Linked DNA regions of Homo sapiens: region 2 is linked to region 1. Evidence: chromatin contacts called from ENCODE Hi-C or POLR2A ChIA-PET data. All regions are on one chromosome and are shown on one strand. The core of a region is the stretch at or near the end of the contact, and the rest is flanking DNA. Distances in the headings are between cores, read along the strand shown. Region 1 overlaps CTIF (cap binding complex dependent translation initiation factor). Region 2 overlaps DYM (dymeclin).

Region 1 (7,684 bases), core at 3,696-6,195:
GATGCCCTCCTGCTCACACACCCTCACCGTCCCTTAGCAGTTTCCCAGCAGGTGGATGGCAGCAAACACTAGGGGAGCCAGGCTGGGGGACTTTCTGAGTGCAGGTCTGGTTGGGAGGACTGGTTGGGAGGGAGGGACAGTGACTTACACATTTCAGAGATCATAAACCGGGCACTGGGGGTGCAAAAAATGGCCATCAGTTACTCCAGGTAACTCAGAAGTCAAAATATAAGCCTGCCTGTTTCCCACCTTAAGGGAGGATCCAGGCAACTCTGCAGACGTCTGCAGAGCCCCCCGACCTCCGTGCTTCCCAGAGTGGGCCCCCGCCTTGCCCAGCCTCCGTGCTCCAGCACAGGTGCCCTCCATCTAGCAGTTGGGGTGCCGAGTGCTGGACCCACTGCTAGGCCCTGGGCATAAGCACGCTGGGGTCCCTGTCCTCACAGAGCTGCTGTCTCCTGGGGAGAGGAGGAGCAAACGGTGCCCTGCACTAAGAGCCGAGGGTGAATAAAGCACACACAGCTCTCCAGGACCCCTGTGGATCTTTCTCCAACCGACTCCAGCTCTCAGGACCTGTAGCTCAAATTAGCATTGATGATATCCACCTGCTGCCATTCTTGCCTTCAGATGTGAATGATGTTTAGGGAACTAACTTTTCTCCTCCCTTCTGTCCACCTCAAGACCAAGCCAGGCTCCAGCTCCTTCTTGATGGCTCTGCTCTCATTGCCGCCAGCACTGAACTGTAGGTCAGAGTGTGGGCGGGGCCAGGCCTTTTGAGAAAGAACCTCCAGGATCAGCCTTCTCTTGTAGCCAGGAAGAGGAGGGGAATGCTAGGGGAAGAAGGTGGGTTTCGGAGGCAGACAGTCTTCTGCAGCTTACCCTCTCTGGCCCTTGGGTAGATGTGTTAATTATTTTTGTTTGTTTGTTTGTGTTTTGAGACAGTGTCTCGCTCTGTCACCCAGGCTGGAGTGCAGTGATGTGATCTTGGCTCACTACAACCTCCGCCTGCCAGAGTCAAGGATTCTCCTGCCTCAGCCTCCTGAGTAGCCGGGATTACAGGCGTGTGCCACCACACCCAGCTAATTTTAGTATTTTTAGTAGAGACGGGGTTTCACTATGTTGGCCAGGCTGATCTCAAACTCCTGACCTCAGGTGATCCGCCCACCTTGGCCTCCCAAGGTGCTGGGATTACAGGCTACAGGCGTGAACCACCGCGCCCGGCCAGATTTGTTGATTATAAATTGACTTCCTCCCTTCCCTGTAGCTCACTGTCTGAGAGGTACACCACCCCCAAAAAACAAAGACATGAAATAAAAGGATGGGTTCACAGCATATTTTATATTGTATAAACTGAAGTGCTGCTTACTGGGAAAAAATGTGGAAGAACACAGTAGAATAAGGCTCAGGACCTTGGTTCACTCTCTGGGAGAAGGCCCTTCTTCTAGGTGCCTGTCCAGGGCTCTGCTCAGAAGTCAGTTTCTCAGACCCCCCCCCGACCACGCCCCAGCCTGTCCCCCCACCACTGTCCCCAGCCTGACTGCCTTCTCTTCATTGCCCTACTAGTGCCTGGCTTGGAGTTTTCTTTGTTAATCGCTTATTTTCTGTCTCTCAACTAGCATGGAAACTCTCTCAAGGCAGGGAACGTGTCTATTCACAGCTGTATCCCTGTGCCTAGAATAGTGCCTGGTATATAGCAGGTCCTCAGTAGATACTTATTGACTGAATTAAGGAAGTAGAGTGCCTAGACTGAGCAAAGCCAGAGACAATAGTCAGCCCTTCTAGAATTCATCTGGAATGATTTCTCAGTGGAGATAAATCCAGAACCCTTGAAGGGGCAATGTGAGTGAGCAGAGTGGGGCTGGCTGGTAGTGGTCCCTGGAGATGAGCTCAGAACGGGAAAGGGAAAAGAAACACCCCCCATCACCCCAGCAAGCAAGCCCAAAAGGGGCATTTGTGCCCACACTGTGAGTGAACCAGTGCAAACAGTGCTCTCAGCCTGCGAAGCTGCCTCTGTTCTGTCCCTGCCTTTGGTTAAGTGGCCTTTTCTCAACAACCCTCCACCGAGCTTCATATGAGATTCAGTCTGTCCAAAGTCAGAATCCCACAAACCACAATCTTTAGGAGAAGTCAGGAGGAGCTTCTAGCAAAGCTCCCTGGACCAAGAGCCCATGGGGAAGGGATTGTTGTGGGGGCCTGGGCACCTGCTGTACACTGTGACAGCGCTCAGCAGGGCCCTCCTCACTGCCCCTCCCATGAGGAACGGAGGAAGTTAGGAGTATGTGCAGGGGGCACGAAGGGTGGGAGAATGGAGTGGGTGGGAAAGGACACCCACAGTCACAGACCTTGAAGATGACGGAAACCTTGACAATTACAGCAGAATTCACCTATGGAGCAACATGGCCAGTAACAATATAACGTGAGCCACGTGTAATTTTACATGGCCTAGTAGCCACATTTTAAAAAACTGAAAAGGGAACAGGTGAAATTAATTTTATGCTGTCTAATATATCCAAATAATCACCATTTTAACGTGTAATCAATATTAAAAAGTACCAATGAGATATTTTTTACGTTCTTCTCTTTTGGTACGAAGTCTTTGAAATCCAGTCTGTAGTTTACACTGAAAGCAGCTCTCAATTTGGACTCAGGCACATTTGAAGTGCCCAAGACCACATGTGGCCTGTGGCTATTACGCTGGACCAGGCGGTCTGGAGGCAGCTTCTGGAATCCTCAGGCTTTTGGAGCAGTTCTGGACCCCTAAAGTAACTGGATTCCCAAAGTCTCAAAAGTACTTTTCATAGCCTCTCATAGCACCAGGCAGCAAAGGGGCACCATGAATACTAAAACCTCAAGCTCACAGCCAGTGTGCGTGTGGGGGCTGCCTGGCTGGAGAGCTCCCTGCAGGGTCTGGAAAACGTGGTCCTTCTTTTTTTTTTTTTTTTAAGACAGGGTCTCCCTTTGTCACCTAGGCTGGAATGCAGTGGCACAATCAGGACTCACTGCAGCCTCAACCTCCCAGGCTCAAACAATCATCCCACCTCAGCCCCCCAAGTAGTTGGGACTCCAGGTGTGCACCACCACCCCCGGCTAATTTTTTGTATTTTTAGTAGAGACGGGGTTTGCCATGTGGCCCAGGCTGGTCTCAAACTCCTGGGCTCAAGCAATCCCGCCTCAGCCTCCCAAAGTGCTAAAGAGGGGGAAAAGGTAGGAAAGAAGAAACACATAGAAAGGGAAGAGAAGGGCTGTGGCAGGGGTGGCCAGTTGCGTGACAGGGATAAGAGAATCCACGGATAGGGACACAGTGCTGGGCAGGGCTGGGCAGCTGCCACCCTCTCCTCACAGCAGCTCGACAGAAATCGTGGCCGAGTGTGTGGAAGGCACAATTAGCTCATTCTTGCATTGCCCCTTGATTACACAGGACTACCATTTCTGTAATTAAGACCTTCTCCCTTACTCAGAAGTATTGAAACATGAAAGTATTTGCTGAATCTGGTTTCCCAGGGTTAAAAGCCAGACTTAGGAAACGCAAACACACTTGTGGAAATGCAAACACACATTCAGTAATTAATTATCCTTTAATTAAGGCCAAAACCCTGCTGAAAACAATTAGCTCTAGAAATTGAACAGTAGGTACAGCTCCACTTTTTGCTGATTGTTCTTTCCTGATAGTCAGGAAGTGCTGAGTCTGGGGGGCGGAGGTGGTAGGGAATGAATTAGTCTGCCGCTTTTGGTCTGGACTGGACCAAGCTCTACTTTTTTTGGAAATGTTAGTCAGAGGAGAGTTTGAGGTGTGGGGAAGGGCAAAGAGGATGTGGTTTGGGCAAGGGGAGGCGAGAGGCTGCCCCAGGCTTGGATGCATGCCATGGGAAGTCTCAGAAGCTCCTGCTGGCCACACAGAGGTGGCTTGCCTGGCTGGAGTGGAGGGCGTGGGCCAGGGATTAGCTGACTGGAAAGCAATTAGATGAGGTGCGGCTGGCTGGGAAAATACCTGGAATCCCAGGGCCAGAGTTGAGACTTGCTTGGCTAACGCTGCAGGCGGGAGGCCTCGTGGGGCCTGGGGAGTGGAAGTGCCCACCAGTGAGGGTGGGAGGGTAGCCGTGTGGGCTGCGAGTCTTGGATGCCTCTTGCTGATGCGGAGAAGTGGATGAGTACAGATAGTGTGGGCTCGGAGGTCCTGCAGCCCTCTGGGAAAGATGCCCTCTTTCCCATTTCCTCTCTCTAAATGCCCCCCTGCCCCCGCCGCCCTCCACCTCTCCTCAGACTCCTTGGACGTTCCTAAAGCCTGCCTAGTCCCATCAGATCACCTCACCCCTTTCCTAGGTAGGAAGATGTAGGTGCACAGTGTCCCCCTTCCGGGGACTTTCACATTTTGAAAGGAGGGGTGGGGAGAGAAAAATGTGTGCCCCAAAGGAACAAAAAGGGTGCTTGGGATTTGGGAGGGGTAGGGAAGGTCACTGGCGCCACCAAACTCTCCCCAGAAAACACCTGCATGCTTAAAAGCTTACCTAGAACCCCCGAAGCCTGGCCTCTGGATGGGGGGCTTCCCAGGTAAGAGCCCCTGCTCTAGAAGTGGAATGTTAGGTTTTCATACAGGCAAGAGGGAAGGTCTTTATTGGTCAGAGGGGCCTTCCAGATCACCCTCAAAGCAACTGTGCAAAAGATTCCAAATGTTGGCCCAGCGCAGAGCAGGACTCTCTCAGATTCCAAAAGCCCCTGACAGCTCATTTTTTCCCCAGAAGGGACCCCAGCTCTTGCACAAACCCCTTCTCTCCCCTTCCCCCTCCTTTCCCCTCCCCTCCCCTCCCGTTCTCTTCCTTTCCCTTCTCTCTGTAGATGAGGGTCGGCAAATGTCTGGTATGAAGGGCCAGATAGTAAATATTTTAGGCTCTGCAGGCCAAGAGGCAAAGCCGAGTTTAACCACATCCCTGCGAGGTGTAGGGCGTGAGCAGCAGCATGTAACCAGGAGAGCAAGCGCCTCCACTCTGTCTTCATAGCGGAAAAAGCAGCCGTAGACGATATGCAAATGACTGAGAGTGACTGTGTGCCAACGAAACCTTATTTATGGACACTGAGATTTGAATTTCATATAATTTGTATATGTCACAAAATATTCTTTGATTTTTTTCCCCAACTACTGAAAAATGGAAAAAACTATTCTTAGCTCATGGGCCATAAAAAGCAGGCCATGGCCAGATTTGGCCGGTGGACTATAGTTCGCCCCTCCCTGATCCCGCTGTGTGGTTCTCAAGTGGGAAACGCTCCTCTCCTCCAGATGGTTTCAATGCACATTAAAGTTTGAGAGCCACTGTCATAAAGGAGAATTTGCAGTTTCCCAGGTGATGCTGATGCCGTCATTAGGGGGATCCCACACTGAATATGCCCAATCTAGTCTGACCTTCACCCTATTTTACAGATGGCAAAACTGAGGCCCAGAGGCAACGTACCTCTATCATATGAGCCCAGGGAAAGGCTTCTTTGTCTCAGGATGCAGAGCTGGGTGGTTTTCTATCTCTAGCCGCCTTCAGCGATCTGCCCTGCCAGCTCACACTGCCCAAGGCTCTAGCCGAGATACAGGAAATGTGGATGTGTCCCCCGGAGCCCGAGAGCAGCAGGGCTGCAGTGAGTCATTTCCCGTGAGTGGAGCTGGCATGCGCTGAGCCTTCCTCGTGCTGTCAGTTCGCTCCCTTCTGACCACTCCAACCTGCGCTTTAGAGGAACTCCCTGCCAGCTTCCGGGAAGCGAAAAGCACCCTCTGTGAGAAGGGAAAAAGGAAAGAACCAAGGTTTGCGTGTCAGACTTGCGTGATTTCAAATCCCATGTTCGTGGTACTGCCTGGGACTTGAAACAAATTCCTTCACTTCCTTGAGCCTCAGTTTCCATCAGTAAAATGAGAAAACAGCCCCTGCCTCTGCGGGGTTCCCAGAAGACCTGGAGATTAAATCTGTCCAGTGTCAGGCACACGGCAGGGAATTTTTATGGTGTCTTTATTGGCCATCCTGGCATTATGCATTAGCCACAAGGGTACCCAGCCTCAACCTCAAAAGCCACAGAAAAAGGCCACCTGATCCTCCAGACAACATGTGTGGCCATGGCTGTGCTGATGGTCTTACAGAGGCAGTCACTGTCCTACACTCCTGAGACATTGCCATTGACGATTTAGGTTGTGCTGTGTAAGGCTCATGTACTTGGGTCCCTTGGTGGCCTTCAGGGTCTGAGAACCCTGAAATTGTATGCAGACATCTGTGAACCTGTGCAGAGGTGCATTTTTCTGGGAGAGGTGCAGATTTTTCATCGAGATCCTCAAAGGGATCCATGCTCCCAAGAAAGCTAAGGATCCCACATCTATAAGCACAGTGCAGAAGGGAGCCCCAGACTTTCAAGGCATATTCCTGGATTTGAGAATCAGCTCCCTGACCCCCATGAGTGGCCTTGGGCACACTGGAGATCATCTGATCTCCCCCCTCTGGCGTGGTCCATAAAGCAGTGATGGGACTATGTGAGGATCAAGTAGGACATGTCAGGCCAGGTGTGGAGAGGGGACTGTGTGGGAGCTGTCGGTCATGGTCCCTTCCCACCAAGCCCCCCACCTGCCCTCACCCCTGACTTGGCTGCCCCCTACTCAACCTTTGGGTTTCCTCTGCAGAGAAGCCTGCCCTGATCACCTCATCCATCCAAAGGGGGCTCCCTCCCAGCTCCCTGTTTGCATTTGTCATTCTACCCCTCTGCCCCCCACTGTAGGTGGCCTGGGGACAGGCACCGGGCTGTTTGGTCCCCATGGCCCCAGGCCCTCTAGCCCATGAACATTTGCTGCAGGAAGGCACAAATGCATACCCCCGCCCTAGGAGCCACTGCCTTGGAGCCCACCCACCTCCAGGCCCCACCTCCCTCCTCCCCCAGCAGCTGCTTCTCTAAAGAGGCAGCTCCCACTGTGCTCTGGAGCATTCAAGATCCCAGCAACAAAGTCAGAGTTAAAAAGTATATTCTGTGCTTCTCCTGGAGCTGACGTGGTCCCATCAGGTGCCCCCTCTTGAGCACAGCCAGCAGCCCCCAGAGAGGCCCTGGGCTGCCCTTCAGGGTCCCCATGCTCAGCCTGGTCTTTTTCAAGGCCTGATTCTAAGGGCTGTGTGGGCCCTGCTTGCTCTGCCTGGAGGACAGTGGGGTCACCACTGGCATCTAGGGGACCCCTCCACCACCCTGCTGCCCCCTAAGATGCGTATGGGGCAGGCCCTCCAGCTTCTCACACCTCAACTCCAAAGGCCTGGGCGATTATGAGGCACCAGTGAGTGAGATCCCCAACCAACCCCATCACTTCAGCCCTCCAGGTCCCAACATCCCACCAGGTCCCCCTGGACTGCCAGCACCTGCCATTCCCCTAGAGGGGCAAGGAAGCAGGGTGGGAAGCCCCAGGAGACTGCCGTTGGTCATGCCCAGGTAAGGATTAGCCAGGCCTTCCTCCTCCACTCCTCTCCTCTTTGCCTGGTGCAGGAACAACCAGCTAGGAGTCAGGAAATCTGAGTTCTGGTGCTGGCTCTGCTGCCACCCAAGCTGTGCCTCTGGTTTCCTCCTGGGCACCGCACATAGATGCCATCTGTGAGTGTGTCCCCTGCTTAGTCCACATCACCTGCCATCAGCCTGCTGAGAGGGCGCCGGGGCCCAGTGGGACACCCTGGGAAATTGTCAGCTACTA
Region 2 (7,684 bases), core at 2,747-5,246, 210 kb after region 1:
AGCCCAGTATTTTGGAGTGTGTGCCATTTGTGTTTGAAAAGTATGTTATTGAGTTTGGTGTCCTACATACATCCGTTTGGTTTGCTCATTTCATTGCTTAAATCTTTTATAACTTGATTTTTGTATGCTAGTTTTTCTACCAATTAACAAAATAGGCATGTTAAAATATCACTCTGGTTGCATATTTGTCTAAATTTCCTATCAAATTTTCTTTTACATATTTTGAGTTTATATTTTAAGTGCATATAAATTTAGATTATCTTTCTAGTAATTGAATTGACCCTTTTATTTCTTAAAAAAATTATTGCCTTAAAGTTTACTTAAATATATCTACACCAGTTTCCTCATGGTTACTGTTTGCTGGGTATGTATTTCTCCATCTTTTTCTTCCAAAATTTCTAAATTCATGTTCTAAAAATGTCTCTTGTAAATAGCATATGGTTTAAAACAAGGCTGACAATATTTGTCAACATTTGAGCATTAGTCCATTTACATTTAGTGTAATAATGGATTTATCACAAATATCTTGCTTTCTATTTGTTCCACCTGTTCTGCTTTTTCTTCTTTCTTAGACTCTTTTGCAATTCTTAAATCTTCCACTGAATTGATTATTCGAATTCTCTCTTATTATGTGGAAAGCTATACACTTTTATTGATATCTCAAATATTATCATGCATACATGAGTTATCAAAGACTAATATTAAATGAATTTTTACTCTCTTCTTGGATGATGCCAAGTGTCTTAGAACACTTAAAATTCCCACATAAATCCTTTCATTTTCATACATTTTATTTCTCTATATATTTAAAACTCCATAAGACATAATTATTGTTTTATGTAGTCAATATTTATGTGTCATTTTCATTGCTCTTCAATCTTTCCTAGGGCTCTGTCCTTACGTTTGGGATTATTTTCCTTCTGCCTGTAAAACACCTTTTAAATTTTCCTTTAGGGTAGGCGTGCTGATTAATTCTTCTAGCTGTTTCTCTAAAAATGTCTTCATATCCTCTTCATTTTTGCAGGATATTTTCCCTGATTAGAAATTTTTAGGTTGGCAGTCATTTTCTTTCAGAACCATAAAAGGCAGTATTTCACTGTCTTCCATTGTTTCTGCTGAGAAGGAGCTGTCAGTCTAATATTATTGCTCCTTTAATGGTTATATTCCCTCTCCCACCCCAGCAGGTCTAAAATATTATTTTTCTTTGGTCTTCAACAGTTTTACTATGATGTTTCTAGGTGTGGGTTGTTTTTATTTATCCCACTTGGAGTTTGTGGGAGGGATTCTTGAATTTTTGGTGTGATATCTTTCATGAGTTTTGGAAAAGTTCTCAGCCATTTGTTTAAATATTCCTTTCTTCTACTCTTTTGAGATGCCAACTACCCTGCATGTCTGAGCAGGTCAGACATGCTCACTGTACCCTTTAAGTCTCTTACCCTCTATTCTCCATGTTCTGTTTTTTTTACTATATAATTCCTGCTCCCACCCCTCACCCTCAATTTTTCATCTTACTCATTCTCTTTTCAGTTATTTCTAATCTGCTCTTAAACCTGTTCACTGTTCTTCTCATTACAGTACTTTAGTTATAGAATTTCCAATGCGCCTTTTACAGTTTCTAACTCTCTGTTGAAATTCTTGACCATGCGTCTCATTTTTTTGAACACAGTAACCATAGCTGTTTTAAATTCTGCGACAACTTTATCTGGAGTCTGTTTGGATATTTCTATTGTCTGTGTTTTCCTCTAATGGTTTTAATTCAAGTAATTAATGTTGTCTGGTCTTCTCCCATACCTGGGTATTTCTGATTGCAACACTGCAGAAATAATTTGAGGCCTTGGGTTATGTTTACTTCCTCCACAGAATTTGCCATTTGCTTCAATTGGGCACCTGAAGGCATCAGTAATCTGGTTTCACCTCGGACCACATTCAGGTACTGAGGTGGTTTAGAAGTTGAACTGCACTACCCATGAGGGATAGTCCAATGACAGTAATGGAGGACCAACCCTCAAGCTAAGGACAACTTGGAAATCTGGTAAAAATATTTTTAAAATTTGCTTGAAGGACCCCAGAGTCAACAAGATAGTTAAGTATTACTTGTCCAGTTCTATGGGGCTGCTTTTCCTCTGGGGGATTTTGCTAATGCCAGAGGCTGTGTCTGAGTAGCTGACATTTAGACAGCCTTGTGAAGTTAGATTAGGGGTTGAGTATGACCTGGCCAAGGGTCTTGGGGCTACTGGTGAGTCTCCCTTGCTTTGAGTGGGAACTCTGAATAGCTATACGCTAATGAGATTAAATTTTATGCTTTAATTCATACAAAATAAATATGCATTATTTGCTGTGGATTGTGTGTTATAATCTACTTCTCAGTTCTTCATATGCATAGCTAGCTTAGCTCTTCATCACTGAATAGAAACTGACCTCTTTGACTCCAGGAGGTGATGTAGGACACTGGAATTGTTCTGAATTTGGAGTCAGAAGGCCTAATAATCAGTCCCTAAAATCAAGTGGCAACTACTGATATTGCAGGATAGTGCCTAGGAAAGAATTAAGAGACCCAAAGGGTTGACCTTGCAGAGACTCCAGCCTATGAAGTATCAGCAAGTGCCAAAAATTTATGGCTCTGCAAAAAAGCACAGGGTGACTCAATTATGCAGAGAGCTCTACCACCCAATGCAAAACCCTGGCTCCCGGAATCTAAAGGACGAAATGTTGCTTAAAGTATGATATATTAACAATTCCAGTGCTTAAAAGTTTCCCTCACTAAATATTTCTCTTGGATGTACCTTAGCAAGCTCTTAGGAAGTTGCTGAGTGTTCTGATGCTGGTCCTGTGTCCTTTCCACTTTCTATCGTCTACTTCCCAGCTCCTGTGCTTTCCTTCCAGAGAGAACTGTGTGTGCAGTGTACTTTCTATGCTTCACCTTCAGGGACCTTCTCTTCTTTCCTTTCTCTGTCTTTGTCCTTGAGCTGTGTTGTCTGCACTGCTGAATGGTGGCAGTCCTGCTGCAAGGTTGTTGTTCATAGATTGTATGACACCAGCCTCAACGGGTGACTGTGGGAACTAGAGTTAGAAATCTGAAGCTCTTCTGCAAAGTGCCTTGAACTCTTGATAGGGAAGATGCTATTGAAAGGGACAAATTCTTTTAAAAGTAAATATTGTGGCAGAAGTCTTTGTTGATAAAATGACACAATGCAGTAACAGCTTCAGATCTGGGGTAAAATCAGATGCCAATTTCCATCTGAACACACGATGATCCTGTGTTGCATCATTACACATTTTTACTTCGTGTAAAAATTTCTAAGCAAACTAATACTCAAAATTAATGCAAGTATAATGAAAGTTTATCATTCAGATTTATTGCCATATAATAAATCTTTCACAAAAATCAGGAAGAAGCCTCTGGTGACTTTGCAGAGCTGAGGCAGTGATGCACGTGGTGGGGCCTCCCTCCTGAGCGGGAACCAGGACTGGGAGCATCACTTGCAGGCCTCCATGGAGGCTGCTGCCCCAGCTGAGCTGTTAGCTAGTGAGTGCTTCTACTGTGTGATGAATGAGAAAAGGGAAAGAGGGGAGGGCAATCAGGGTTCTGGGGGCACCTCAGTGAGCCCAGAGGCCTGGAGGAGAGGCTGTATGATTCCCCAGTCAGGCCTTCCTTGGGAGTGTGCCCTCTGTCAAGATGACTGGGTTTTTGAAGGGCCTCATTTCCTCACACAACAAGCACTGACAGTCCTGCAGCCCAGGGACTGTCCTGTGGCACTGCCCAGCCCTCAGACTCAGAGGACAGTTCTGTGGTCCTGCCAGAAGCTCAGCTGTTCCACATGACCCTTAAACATTTAAACAATTTTTTGGTTTAAAGGAAAAGGAAGCCAATCAAAATGCTTTGGAAACAAATTAAAGTTGCAAATTATTTCCCCACATAGTAAATACATATCCTTGCTACCTGAAATGATAATCATCACTCCCCCTGCTGGCTGAGAGCGCTTCTCCTCCTTCAGACTGGCTCTGCCACAAAGCTAAGTATTAGTAGAAGTTGTTGCCAAGCCTCACCTCTAGCCTGTACATGGGCTCTGAGGTGAACACAGGAGTCAGAGTCCCCACTCCAGCAGTGACTGGAGGAGGCCTGACAGAACAAGCCCCTTGGGGACAGGAGGCAAGCTGCACTCACCTCTGGGACCCCACCCGGGATGGGCGCTCCACGAGTCCCTTGGCCTTAGGGAACCTCTGTTTCATTCCATCCAGACGAGGATAGGGAAGCTTCCTGCCCTACCTCGACAGCCTCTAAGAGCACAGCTTGGCCAGGCCTTCCCGTGTGGAGCCCACACAGTGGTGCACTGAGAGGCTGCCAGTGTTTTGACCTTTTACAGAGCTTGGGGTGACTGAGAATGGTTCCTCCGAGGCCCTCGGAAGATTTGATGGACTCAAATAACACGGGCCTGCAGCCCTGGGACACAGGACAGGAGAAGCCAGCCCTGACACAGATGAGCTGGCAGTGGATTCGAACAGTGTGCTCAGTCTCGTCTGGGCTTTTGTGCTTTCTATGTTGAAGACCAAATACTTTTTCTTTGAGAATGAAACTAGGCTCCTTATCTAGACTGTGAAGGGGCCCGTGAGGACACAGAGTGTGACTGGAAAGGAAGGTCCCAACTGGCCCTCAATGTGGCCCCAGTGGCTGTTTCCCTGCAAGAAGCTCCTTCCTCCAGCTCAGGCACCAACACACGGATCACACCGGCCCAGAAACAAAGAGCAAAACATGCTTTTCATCCCACGTGGAATACAGTATGAACAAATTACTCTCCTTTTTCTATTAGTGTGGGTGAAGGAAAAAGACTGTTTTCAAATGAAGCTTTTCTTTTTCCCAATGATTAATACAGAGTAGATTAACTTAATTTGTGCTAGACTCCAATTTAATTCCAGCAACAGTTCACAGGCCATATTCACAGAAAAGTTAATCTGGGCTTCATGAGAAGTAGCCATTTTCTTTTTCTTTTCTTTCTTTTTTTTTTTTTGCGAGACAGGGTCTCACTTTGTGGCTCAGGCTGGAGTGTACTGGCACGTTCTTAGCTCACTGCAGCCTTGAACTCCTGGGCTCAGGCAATCCTCCTACCTTAGCCTCCTGAGTAGCTAGGACTACAGGAATGTGCCATCATGCCTGGCTAATTTTTAAGTTTTTTGTAGAGATGGGATCTCACTATGTTGCCCAAGCTGGTTTCAGATTCCTGTGCTCAAGGGATTCTGCTAACTTGGCTCCCCAAAGTGCTGGGATTACAAATGTGAGCCACTGTATCTGGCCCATATTCTTTTTTAAGAAAAGATGCAGAGGTGTTAAATATTAATATCAAATTGTCCAGGCATGGTGTTTATGAAATTGTGTGCCCTCTGACAGGCAACCAAACACACACGACTTCATTTCTTTATTAATTCCTGCCTCATCATCTTTTCTCATTGATGCTCCTTAATGTCAAAGGAATCTCTCTCTCTCACACACACATAAGACCAAAACAAATATCTTGAACATGCAAAAAAATAGTCTACGCTTTTGAATAGTGTGCACTGTTGAATAGTGTGCACTGTTGGATAGTGTGCACTGTTGAAGTGTGATGTGCCTAAGGCAACAGGATCTTGGGAAAGCTCTAGATTTTTGGCTTCGAAATAAAACTGCATGTTGAATAGCAGGTTTTTACATTTATTATTGTTGTGTATTTCCTCCCCTTTTTGCAATACTATCTACGCTGAGTTATCTATTGCCAACTAGCACCAATTCTCCAAATCAAAGTGTGTGAGGAAAACACACTCGTGCAATCCTCTTTAACAGAAGATACACCAAGTAACCTGTCTGTCTACTTCTGTTACCCAGAAATAAAAGAACTTGAAGGGCTGCTTGGCTGGAGGGGTCCGGGTGGGAGAGCATCCTGCCCTCAGTCGGAATCCATGGTGAACAGCTGGATGTCCTGTGGATTCCAGTACAGGCCGACTGCTGAGTTGTAGACAAGAGACCAGACATAGGGGATAAAAAACTCCTCGGGCTGCTCCTCTTCCACATATTTGAATTTCAATTCTGGAAATTTCTGCAATGAAAATAAGATGATTTTATAATCCCACAGTTCCATGCACAAGCAAAAGTGGTGAGAGTTTGCAGGTGGTGCTGTGGTGTGCGGGGAGCCCACCCACCCCTGCCAACTGGTCACAGGGCATGAAAGCTCTGGGGCTTTAAAATATTTCAGCTATCAAATGGCTCCTGAGAAAATGTGAATTACCGATGGAGAGAGCAAGTAACACAATGGGTCCTGGTTGGCTAATGTCAGTTTGGCTGATAGTTCCCTGCTAGGGACCCCAACAGTGGTTAAGGTATGATGAGAAATATCCTAGCTGAGACATGGACCCTGCCTGGGAGGCAGACAAGGCTCAGGCTGATATTCCCCAGAGTGCAATGCTAGGGACTGGCTTTTGAGAGGCACTGTCCTCAGGGTTCCACCATTCTGGAGGTGAGGACCTTCCCCTTCACAATCCTGAGCCCTGACCTGAAGGGGTAGGCATGTGCCACCGGTGGAGGGGGGCTACTCTGGAGGAGCGGGGGTCTGGGGTGGCCAGCTTTCTTGGCCATAGCTTGGCCTCAGTCTCTTCCTCCCTGGAGGCAGGAGCAATGGCTTTGGCTTTGCGGAGAGGGAGCCCGAGGCTGCTCCTCATGGAGTCTGGGAAAAGGCCTAGGCCTGGCTCTACAAACACATCGCAGGTGCCCTGGTCTGCAAACTCCAGTCCTCTGTTATGTAAGGAGTCGTGCAGCTCAGTGGCCTAAGGCAGCACTTGCGTTTTAGCACATCACTGGGATTTGGGCTTTTGATTTTCTACTTTTATTCCTGGCCTATTTATTCCAGCCAGGGCAGAGGAAGTGATTCCACTTTCAGCAGCTTGAGGAGTGGCTAGAGTCTACCCAAGGCCCCTGGGCCTCTCCTTTGCCAAGGCGTCGCTGGCAGGAGTGGCTGCAGCTTGGTGACCCTTGTCCCAGGTTGGGTGGGGAGAGAGGGGACAGGGTCCTGGGAGGAGGAGGACGGTGGAAGGCTGAGGAAGAGGGGGCTGAAAGAGAGGAAACCACACACTTCCCCACATGCATCCACAGCCACACTTATTATACTATACTGGAAGACATGGCCCATAGGGCAGAGAGGTTTTTATCTGTTTTGTCAGGTGCTGCATCCCCAAGGATATTAGCCAGGCACTTAATAAACTGATGAGTGAATGAATCAATGAAGCAATCAACCAAGTATTGAGGGCCAACTATGTCCCAGACACACTGTAGATGCTTTGTATGTATTATCTAATTTAGTCCTTCTTATGGGAGTCCATTCATTTGTTCATTCACTCATTCTTCATTCTACTGACTATCTGCTGGCAGGTGCCAGGCAGGCACTGTGTGGGCCAGGGCCTAGAGATACGGGGGTGCGGCAGCCAAACCCAGCTCCTGTTCTCATGGAAGGTAAATCTTCATGGAGGAGAGAGACAGAAACAGCAGCAGCAGCAACAAAAAACCAATAATAACAGGGCAGCAAGGCAGGGAAGGACAAGGAGCCAGAAGGGAGGAGGTGGCAGCCAGACGAAGGGGAGGTGAGCTCCCCTGGAGGGCCCCGCACAGGAAAGGCCTGGGTGTGAGGCTGGAGGCTAAGGAGGGGGTGGGGGAAGAGCACACACC

Evidence for each region. A loop is a pair of places that touch in the nucleus more often than their neighbours do. ChIA-PET counts read pairs that join two places held with the same protein, here RNA polymerase II (POLR2A). Pooled maps may share reads with other maps.
Region 2: a pooled map shows a loop between it and region 1 (4-fold over the local background). The contact joins two enhancer-like sites. A Hi-C loop is called at or near these places in 3 of 50 pooled maps. POLR2A ChIA-PET finds 5 or more read pairs at or near these places in 3 of 52 experiments (GM12878, OCI-LY7 and PC-9).

The regions. Positions count from the first base shown.
Region 1 is chr18:48,829,251-48,836,934 of GRCh38, forward strand. All of the region lies in intron 10 of CTIF (cap binding complex dependent translation initiation factor), which reads left to right. CTIF-AS1 (CTIF antisense RNA 1) reads right to left here. Exons shown (of 3, transcript XR_935449.3): 3 at 1-5,749. Among named protein-coding and RNA genes, the nearest start is that of CTIF-AS1, 8.8 kb to the right of the region's middle. RefSeq lists enhancers at 3,424-4,087, 6,550-7,450, 7,451-7,684 and a silencer at 3,688-3,982. Within about 2 kb of position 4,946, at least 30 of the 41 ENCODE cell types and tissues checked have a DNase peak (open chromatin) inside an H3K27ac peak, as active enhancers do; they include OCI-LY7, where a contact is called at or near this core.
Region 2 is chr18:49,038,140-49,045,823 of GRCh38, forward strand. It overlaps DYM (dymeclin), which reads right to left. Exons shown (of 18, transcript NM_001353214.3): 18 at 1-6,065. The coding sequence ends at 5,916. DYM-AS1 (DYM antisense RNA 1) reads left to right here. Exons shown (of 5, transcript NR_148999.1): 4 at 1,861-1,930. Among named protein-coding and RNA genes, the nearest start is that of MIR4744, 7.8 kb to the right of the region's middle. RefSeq lists enhancers at 6,252-7,217, 7,218-7,684. Within about 2 kb of position 3,997, at least 3 of the 41 ENCODE cell types and tissues checked have a DNase peak (open chromatin) inside an H3K27ac peak, as active enhancers do; they include OCI-LY7, where a contact is called at or near this core.